Linked DNA regions of Homo sapiens: region 1 is linked to region 2. Evidence: chromatin loops called from intact Hi-C (ENCODE). Cell type or tissue: MCF 10A. All regions are shown on one strand.

Region 1 (4,000 bases), 220 kb after region 2:
TGACAAATTATCCAAGAGTTTTGATCATGTAAAAAATGTAATAGATTGTTGGAGAGTGTGGGAAGGATTATCAAAGAGTACAAAGAAAACTGAAATGAAAACAGAGGCAAATAATAATTCTAGGAGAACACAAAAAGTATACTAAAAAAAAATCATAGGCTGGGTGCGGTGGCTCACGCCTGTAATCCCAGCACTTTGGGAGGCCGAGGCGGGCGGGTCACGAGGTCAGGAGATCGAGACCATCCTGGCTAACACGGTGAAACCCCGTCTCTACTAAAAATACAAAAAAAATTAGCCGGGCGTGGTGTTGGGCACCTGTAGTCCCAGCTACTCGGGAGGCTGAAGCAGGAGAATGGCGTGAACCCGGGAGGTGGAGCTTGCAGTGAGCCAAGATGGCGCCACTGCACTCCAGCCTGGGTGGCAGAGCGAGACTCCGTCTCAAAAAAAAAAAAAAAAAAAAAATCATAATCATACTATATTGCCCACTCAGCAGTGCCCATTCCATTGTCAAAGTAATATATGTGAAATATTGATTTAGCTGAAAAAAAAAGTTATATGAGCTATCGAAAACGTGGAAGGGTCAGTGTAAGATTGGTGGTGGGAATGTAAAAAACCAACAATCCTTACCTATGTGTGTGAAAATCAGTAAGTGATATCTAAACTTGATGTATTGATTAGAGTATCACAAACAGACTATTTAGAAACATGGAAGTCTGGCCAGGCATGGTGGCTTATGCCTGTAATTACAACACTTCGGGAGGCCGAAGCGGGAACGTCACTAGAGCCCCGGTGTTTGAGACCAGCCTGGGCAGCATAGCGTGACCCTTTCTCTACCAAAAAATTTAAAGCATTAGCCAGGCATGGTGGTGTGCTCCTGTGGTCCCAGCCACTGGAGAGGCTGAGACAGGAGGATCACTTGAGTCCTGGAGGTCAAGGCTGCAGTGAGTCGTGATGGTGCCACTGCACTCCAGCCTGGGTGACAGTGAGACCCTGTCCCAAAAACAAAAAACAAAAACAACAACAAAAAAACAAACTTGGAAGTCACTATGCAGGGAACAGCACCAATAACAGAAACAGCTCCAAGAAAGTGGTTGCTTTGGGAAGTGGAATTGGTGATAGATGGTGCTAAAAGGCATGTAATTAATAAAAGGAGCCTTTTGCCTCACCTGCATTTTAAAAAAAATTTTGTACATGTATTACTTTGTAAAGACTAAAAGTGGTTTGGAAAGTGAAAGTATAGGATATACTATCTGTATAATTACAGACATTTTGGCATAGTTAAAAGCAGGGTTTCACAACCTTGGCATTGATTGACGTTTGTGTCAAATAATTCTCTTTGTTAAGAGGACCTGTCCTGTGTGTTGTGGGATGTTCCGCAGCATCTCTGGCCTCCACCCACTGGATGCCAGTGGCATTCCTCCGCCAGTCCTGACAAATAACAGTATCTCTAGACATTGCCCAATGTTTCCTGGGGGTCAAAATTACCTGTAAGAACCACTTGTTTTGAAGGATTTTTAAATATGTCATTGAATAAACCTCAATATATAACCCTGCTGTTTGATATTGGTAATACAGGAAACACCAGCTTCCTTACACAGACCTTGAACCCTGGAGCAAATGAAGCGGTTTGGAATCCTCTGGCACTGGAACACCCGCAATGCTCATGCTGGTGCATGTATTAGTCAGCGTCTGGCTCTTGGCCCGGTTAATTCAGAGCTCACTAAAAACAGAAAAGGGATCAGGAGGAAACTGCAGCTTCTCTGTCATGCTTAGTGGCTTCTGAAAACATATTTTAGATTTTTCATGTTGCTTTCATGATGGTACAACTTGAATTTCTCTGGAGTTGAAATGTTAATCATTATGGCAAAAATATTGCACCCTTTGGATGCATTCCAGTGCTCAGGTGGCTGCGGACAGATCCTCTCTGTCTCTCTGCTTCCCTCCACAATTCTTTTGCAAGTTCTTAGTTAAGTTATTGTCAAGTGTTTTTCCCTAGAATTGACACAGGAAGTCAACAGGAAAATGGTATCTCAGATTTTTTGATGTGGATGAAACCTCATAAATAGTTTAAAACCCTCATTTCACAGCTGAGGAAACTCTGGTGCAGAGAGGGTTTTTTACAATTAATTGGGAGCACAATGGGGCCTGGAACTCTGTTCTTCTGTTTTACTCTTTCCTTTTAAAATACAACATGTGTGCCCAGTAATGCTGGAGGAGGATGATAGAACGGGCTGGGGAAGGGCTAGGGCATCTGGCGGGTCATGGGAGTTTGTCAGGATTTTCGCACTGTTAGAAGTTCTCAGCATCCTCTGCCAGGGGCGTGTACCCTTAGTAAGCTTAGAGAAAATGGCACAGAGAGGCAGGAAGTGTAGTTTCCATGATCTTTCCAGGAGGTGCTCCTGTACCTCAGTTCCTGATGGCCCAGAACTGGGTGGAGAGTGTAGGCTGGTGCATTGGCGTGTCTGACAGGGAAGACCCTGGCCTCCTTATCTTGCAGCTCTTGCTACCAGGGCACTCATGGAGCCAGCGTGCACCGCCACTGCAGCTGTTCTTGAAGAAGTGGCCAGAAGAGTGAAATTGGCCCGTTGAGGAAGGGTGTGGAGCTGCTTCTCTGTGGGTCCCTGCATGACTTCCCTGTTCCTTCCCCTGGGATCAACCTTCCTCACCCCACATGGTTCAGCAGATGAGGGTTAAGTCTGCCCCAGCTTGGGGGACGCTGGTGTCCCACTCAAACCGGTTGTCCAGTATTTTGGTGCTGCACCAGGAGAGTGCCATCTGCAGTCTGCAGGGCTGTCTTGCCCAGGTGGCCCCTTCTTCCCTCGGATGGATGGGGCATACTGTTCTGACCACCATGTCTCCTTCCAGGCCACATCCTCTTTCGTGAGCACTGTGAGGGCATCACCCCACATTTTTAGAAACCTCAGCGCCCCATCTTGCCCCCATCCCTTGCCTTTGGCACCACTTAAACTACAGCCTCATTCTCTTCCTCCTCGCCTGAGTTCTCCAGCCAACTCAAGTGCCACCTCCTCCATGAAGCCCCTGTAGGTTTCCTCCACTGGGACAAGGACGCGCAGAGATGAAAGGCAGAGAAGTCCAGCCCTGGGACTTCCAGGCCGTCAGTTCAATCCTTTGAGCCTCTGTCTCCTCCTCTGTGCAGTGGGGCAGTTCAGTGCTCCCCCTTAGTGCTGTGGCACGCTGCGTTGATTGGCCTGGGTGCTGTTGCGGATGCCCAGCGAGTTCTCTGTCTCCCTCCTGGTTCTTGTCCCACTCCCTGCTCCCTGTTACAGCCTGGAAGTGGTTGGACGGTTTCCCCTGGGAGTCTTGAGAACCCCCAAAGACGCCATGCATCTTCTTGTCCTCTTTTCGTGGCATGTTCTGTGTTGTGTGTGTGTGTCTGTGCAACGTGCTGTGGCATTATGTGTGTCTGTGTTTGTGGCGTGTTGTGTTGCATGTGTCTGTCTGTACTGTGTGTGTTGTGTGTGTTGTGTGTCTCTGGCGGGCTGTGTATGTTGTGTGTGTCTGTGCACGTGCTGTGCGGCATGCTGTGTATGTTGTATATGTCTCTGGTGGGCTGTGTATGTTGTGTGTGGCTGTGTATTTTGTGTGTCTGTGTGGCTATATGCGGCGTGCTGTGCATGTCGTGTCTATCTGCACCGTGGTTTGTGTGTTGTGTCTATCTGCGTGGTGTACTGTGTGTGTTGTGTCTATCTGTGCAGTGTGTCTGTGTGGTGTGCTCTGTGTATGTTGTGTCTATCTGTGCAGTGTGCTGTGTGTGTGTGTGTGTGGTGTGCTGTATGTCTGTCTGTGCAAGGTGCTATGTGTATGTCGTGTCTGTGCAGTGTGCTGTGTGTGTGTCTGATGTGCTGTGTGTGTTGTGTCTATCTGCAGTGTGCTGTGTGTGTGTCTGTGTTGTGTGCTGTTTGTGTTGTCTCTATCTGTGCAGTGTGCTGTGTGTATGTCTGTCTGGTGTGCTCTCTGTATGTTGTGTCTATCTGTGCAG
Region 2 (4,000 bases):
GTAGCCTGCCTATGAGGAACAAGACATGGCAGTTTGGGGACAGTGTGTCACTTCTACATTACAGAGAGCTGTTGCGCATGATTCCATCCAACTGCTTGTCACTGCACAGAGCTGCACTGGGGAAACAAATAATGCATAACTATTTTTAAAAAATAAACAGAGCATCCACGGGTTTTTAAAATGTAATCTGCAACATTTATAGAACTATGTTAGGAATTATAAACTATGTTAGGTGAGCAATTGGCCATCTGAATGCTTTCCCTGTGAATTGTTTGTGGGGGAATGAGTCATCCTTTTCCCCTTTCTTGGACCTGCATCCATTATCCTGCAGTGGAGCGATGTGTTCATATATGACTTACACATGGGACCAGCTGCATGATTTGTGGGGCGCAGTGCAAAATGTAAATTTGGGGTCCTTTGTTCAAAAGCAGAAAAGAAAGATTTTTCCTTCCCTCCTCCCCAGTCGTTCTGGACCTGTCATGGTGTTTTTTCACTTATTCTTATTATTGTTAGAGACAGGTTCTTGCTTTGTGGCCCAGGCTAGAATACAATGACACAATCATAGGTCACTGCAGGCTTGACATCCTGGGCTCAAGCAATCCTCCCGCCTCAGCCTCCCAAGTAGCTGGAACTAGAGGCACACACTCCTGCGCCTGGCTTTTGCTTTTTACTCTTAATGCAGCACCTCTTTGGGCATAGGGATACTCGGAGGGCCAATGTGGACTCTCACAGGCTCCCGGGGTCCCACCCACGACTTGGCAGGTGGGGCACATGCCTGCTGACCTGAACCTCTCCGCGCCTGCCAGAAGGCAGAGAGTAGCCACATCATTGGATGGGGGCAGGGAAGTGGAGCACAGAGAGTCCATCCTGGGAGGCAGGGAGGTGGCACCTCCAAGCCCTGGGCTCATGCTCCACTGTCCTGTCAGACCGTCGCTTTCAAAATACAAACTCAAAGACAACATGATGAGGCATTGCAATATGGAGGTTGCAGAACATTAAACCAGTCCATGTGGGACTGAACTGTCACAAGGCAGCAAAGCTGGCCCTGCTTACACATAAAATACTAGCTAATCTCTATATAATCAGGGAAAGGTTACATTAGAATGTTTTCCAAATCACAAGGATGATACTATAACCAGCTACCCAAAACATTCATACTTTTAGGTTAAAATTTACATTTTAGTCTCCTTGACGTCTGGGTATTTGGAAAAAAAGAAAAAAAATTAACGTTTTAGGCACTTCCATTTTTCTCGAGAGCCAAAATTTTCCTTTTGTTTTCATTATTAATGTCTATACAACGAAAACATGCATCGTACATTTTTAAAATCGACTTTCCTTTTGCTGTTTTTGCCATACATTTCCTGACTGGTTTGTAAAACAGCCAAAAAGAACTGAGGAGTGGTAGCTTATGCTATGACCAAAAAATATACATTTCACAAAATTAAGTTGTCCCACGCTTGAAAATAAAATAAAATCACTTGCCAGTGACTTTGAATGTGGCTAAGCAGTGTGGCTTGCCAATTATGAGGTGTGAAGATAAAGGACTGTCACGCTAAACTTGTCTTCTTTCATTTGATGTCAGTTTCTCAGAGTAGGGACCTTGAACCACCTGTACTGAACTTGGAACCACCTCAACCTGCCCAGCTCCATGGATCCCAGCTCCAGGGTGAGATCTTAGGTGACTGCCTTTGTAACACGCATCACAGGTGGCTGAAACACACCCACAGTTTGAGACCCACTGTCTGGTCTAACATCACTCTGTCCTCGGAGTTTTTTTTTTTTTTTTTTTTTTTGAGACAGAGTTTCGCTCTTGTTGCCCAGGCTAGAGTGCAGTGGCGCGATCTCGGCTCACCGTGACCTCCACCTCCCACGTTCAAGCGATTCTCCTGCCTCAGCCTCCCGAGGAGCTGGGATTACAAGCATGCGCCACCACGCCTGGCTAATTTTGTATTTTTAGTAGAGATGGGGTTTCTCCATGTTGGTCAGGCTGGTCTCGAACCCCTGACTTCAGGTGATCCGCCCGCCTCGGCCTCCCAAAGTGTTGGGATTACAGGCGTGAGCCACTGCACCCAGCCTTGTACCCGGAAATTGAGAACAACACAAGCCCCTCCCAGAAACACTACACATCCTCTCTTGTTGTGGCTGCTGAACTTACTCTGACACATTCCTTGGCTGAAATACCAGCAAGCCACAGACACACCTTGCCTAAAGGCGTCCACAACACCACTGATGCAAGCAGTCGCACAGCAAAATTTTGCGGCCACAGGGATCCACCTGCTGGCCCACAACTCACATCTCTGGCCGCATTGGGTTCCAAGTGCGCTCAGGAGTTAATCACACACCCTTTCTTCTTGGCTTCTCTCCTCTCCTGAGGCAGGTATTACAAATACAAACACCCATTTCCTTCTCTGTGTTTATGCTTTCTTGGCACAATTCCTACTTGAAAGGTAGGAACAAAAATTCAAAATGCAAATACCCTCAGCTCAGGAATCACATTCTTATCTTTTCTTAGGAGATGACTTGTTTTTAACTTTAAAAAATCCTCAACATAAAAAAATGGTTTTTGTTACATTCTTGAGACAGAAATCTGCTAACTTGGCAAATTTTTTTTAAACTTATTCCTTTCGTTATGGTCACACACACCTTTCTTTTCTAGGGGCAGCAGTAATTTGCATTAGACACGACGCACACTTGCTTTCATTTCTCAGTGTCTAAAATACCATCTTCTTGTCACTTCTCTTTATCAAGCCATGCACCTAACAATGACTTGTTCGCTTCAGGAGACTCAGGAAAAGGAGCTGCTGGTCCTTGTTTTATCTGCACATTTCTTGAAGGATCCCATCCAGCAAAACCTGGCCTGCCTTCCCTGGAATTTTAATTTTGCCCCAGATTGTGTGTTGGTTTTATTATTTAAACAAATTTTAAATTACAGGAGTACAAGGAGCCCTAGAAGCAAAAGAAACTATTCAGATGACTGCTTAGAAGCTTTCGTAAATTCTGCAAGGTGGTGATAACTGTCGATGACTCGGCAGGTTTTTCGGAGAAATGTACAGGAAGCGAAACCCACTGCGTGTCTAACGGGTCCAGTATGTCATTGTGCAACGTCCCACAGGCCTTCAATGTCCTCAGAGCTATTTTGTGACCTACACACTGCATGGAGATGCCCCACCGGCTTTGATTGCACCCTCTAGCAAAAGAGATTTCCCTGCAGCTTGAATGGGGCAAAGCAAGTTCTTTGAAACAACAACCAAAAAGATGCGGGTTGGGGAGAAAAGCTTGGCTCTTTCCCCAGACTCTCTGGATAGCGCAGCTTTCCTTTTTTCTATCCTCCTGGCTTTTTGTTCTCCATCATTACTCTGAGTCAGCAAGGAAGAAATGGCAAGGGACTCCGGAAAAACATGTGTGATAGGGTGCCTGAGCAAAAGGCAACATTTCATCAGTTCTTTTTATGAATCAGTCTTTGATTTGGGGATGTACTGTCCAAAGTGAAAGACTCCTTGGAGATTTGCCTGGTAAGAGAGAGACATGTGGTAAACCAATTCAAGGTCAGGCAGATCGGGCTTGGGTTGCATAGGTTTTTGTAGCCCAGCCCCCCAGGCTCTCCACTCACCCTACAGCACGCATTAGCTGCGTGTCTCTTTGCATAGAGTCGCTTTTCATAAGGATCCTAAGGTGCAGGGGAGCAGCAGCCAAGGACAGCTGCCCAAAGTAGCCTGCTTCCAGGACTGCAAAGAAATGGAAAGAGCAGCATGAAAGGACCCAGTCATGGCCTGGCACAGTGGCTCACACCTGTAATCCCAGCACTTTGAGAGGCCAAGGCGGCCGGATCACTTGAGGTCAGGAGTTTGAGACCAGCCTGGCCAACATGGTGAAACCCTGTCTCTACTAAAAAATACAAAAATTAGCCGGGCATGGTGGCACGCACCTGTAATCCCAGCTACTTGGGAGGTTGAGGCAGGAGAATCACTTGACCCCAGGAGACAGAGGTTGCAGTGAGCCA

The links. Peaks named below come from ENCODE experiments on the same cell type or tissue, not always from the same donor. Only the 100,000 strongest peaks of a DNase experiment are listed, where the experiment ranks them.
Region 1: it touches region 2 in a loop (3-fold over the local background); 2 of 110 quality-filtered maps call a loop at or near these places.

The regions. Positions count from the first base shown.
Region 1 is chrX:9,564,832-9,568,831 of GRCh38, forward strand. All of the region lies in intron 2 of TBL1X (transducin beta like 1 X-linked), which reads left to right. Among named protein-coding and RNA genes, the nearest start is that of TBL1X, 100 kb to the left of the region's middle. RefSeq lists an enhancer at 3,435-4,000. In MCF 10A, no CTCF peak of the experiment used is centred here; DNase peaks (open chromatin) are centred at 1,380 and 1,660.
Region 2 is chrX:9,349,772-9,353,771 of GRCh38, forward strand. No RefSeq gene overlaps it. Among named protein-coding and RNA genes, the nearest start is that of TBL1X, 110 kb to the right of the region's middle. RefSeq lists enhancers at 2,663-3,862, 2,941-3,000, 3,021-3,130. In MCF 10A, a CTCF peak has its summit at 2,294 (motif pointing left); DNase peaks (open chromatin) are centred at 2,220, 3,080 and 3,440.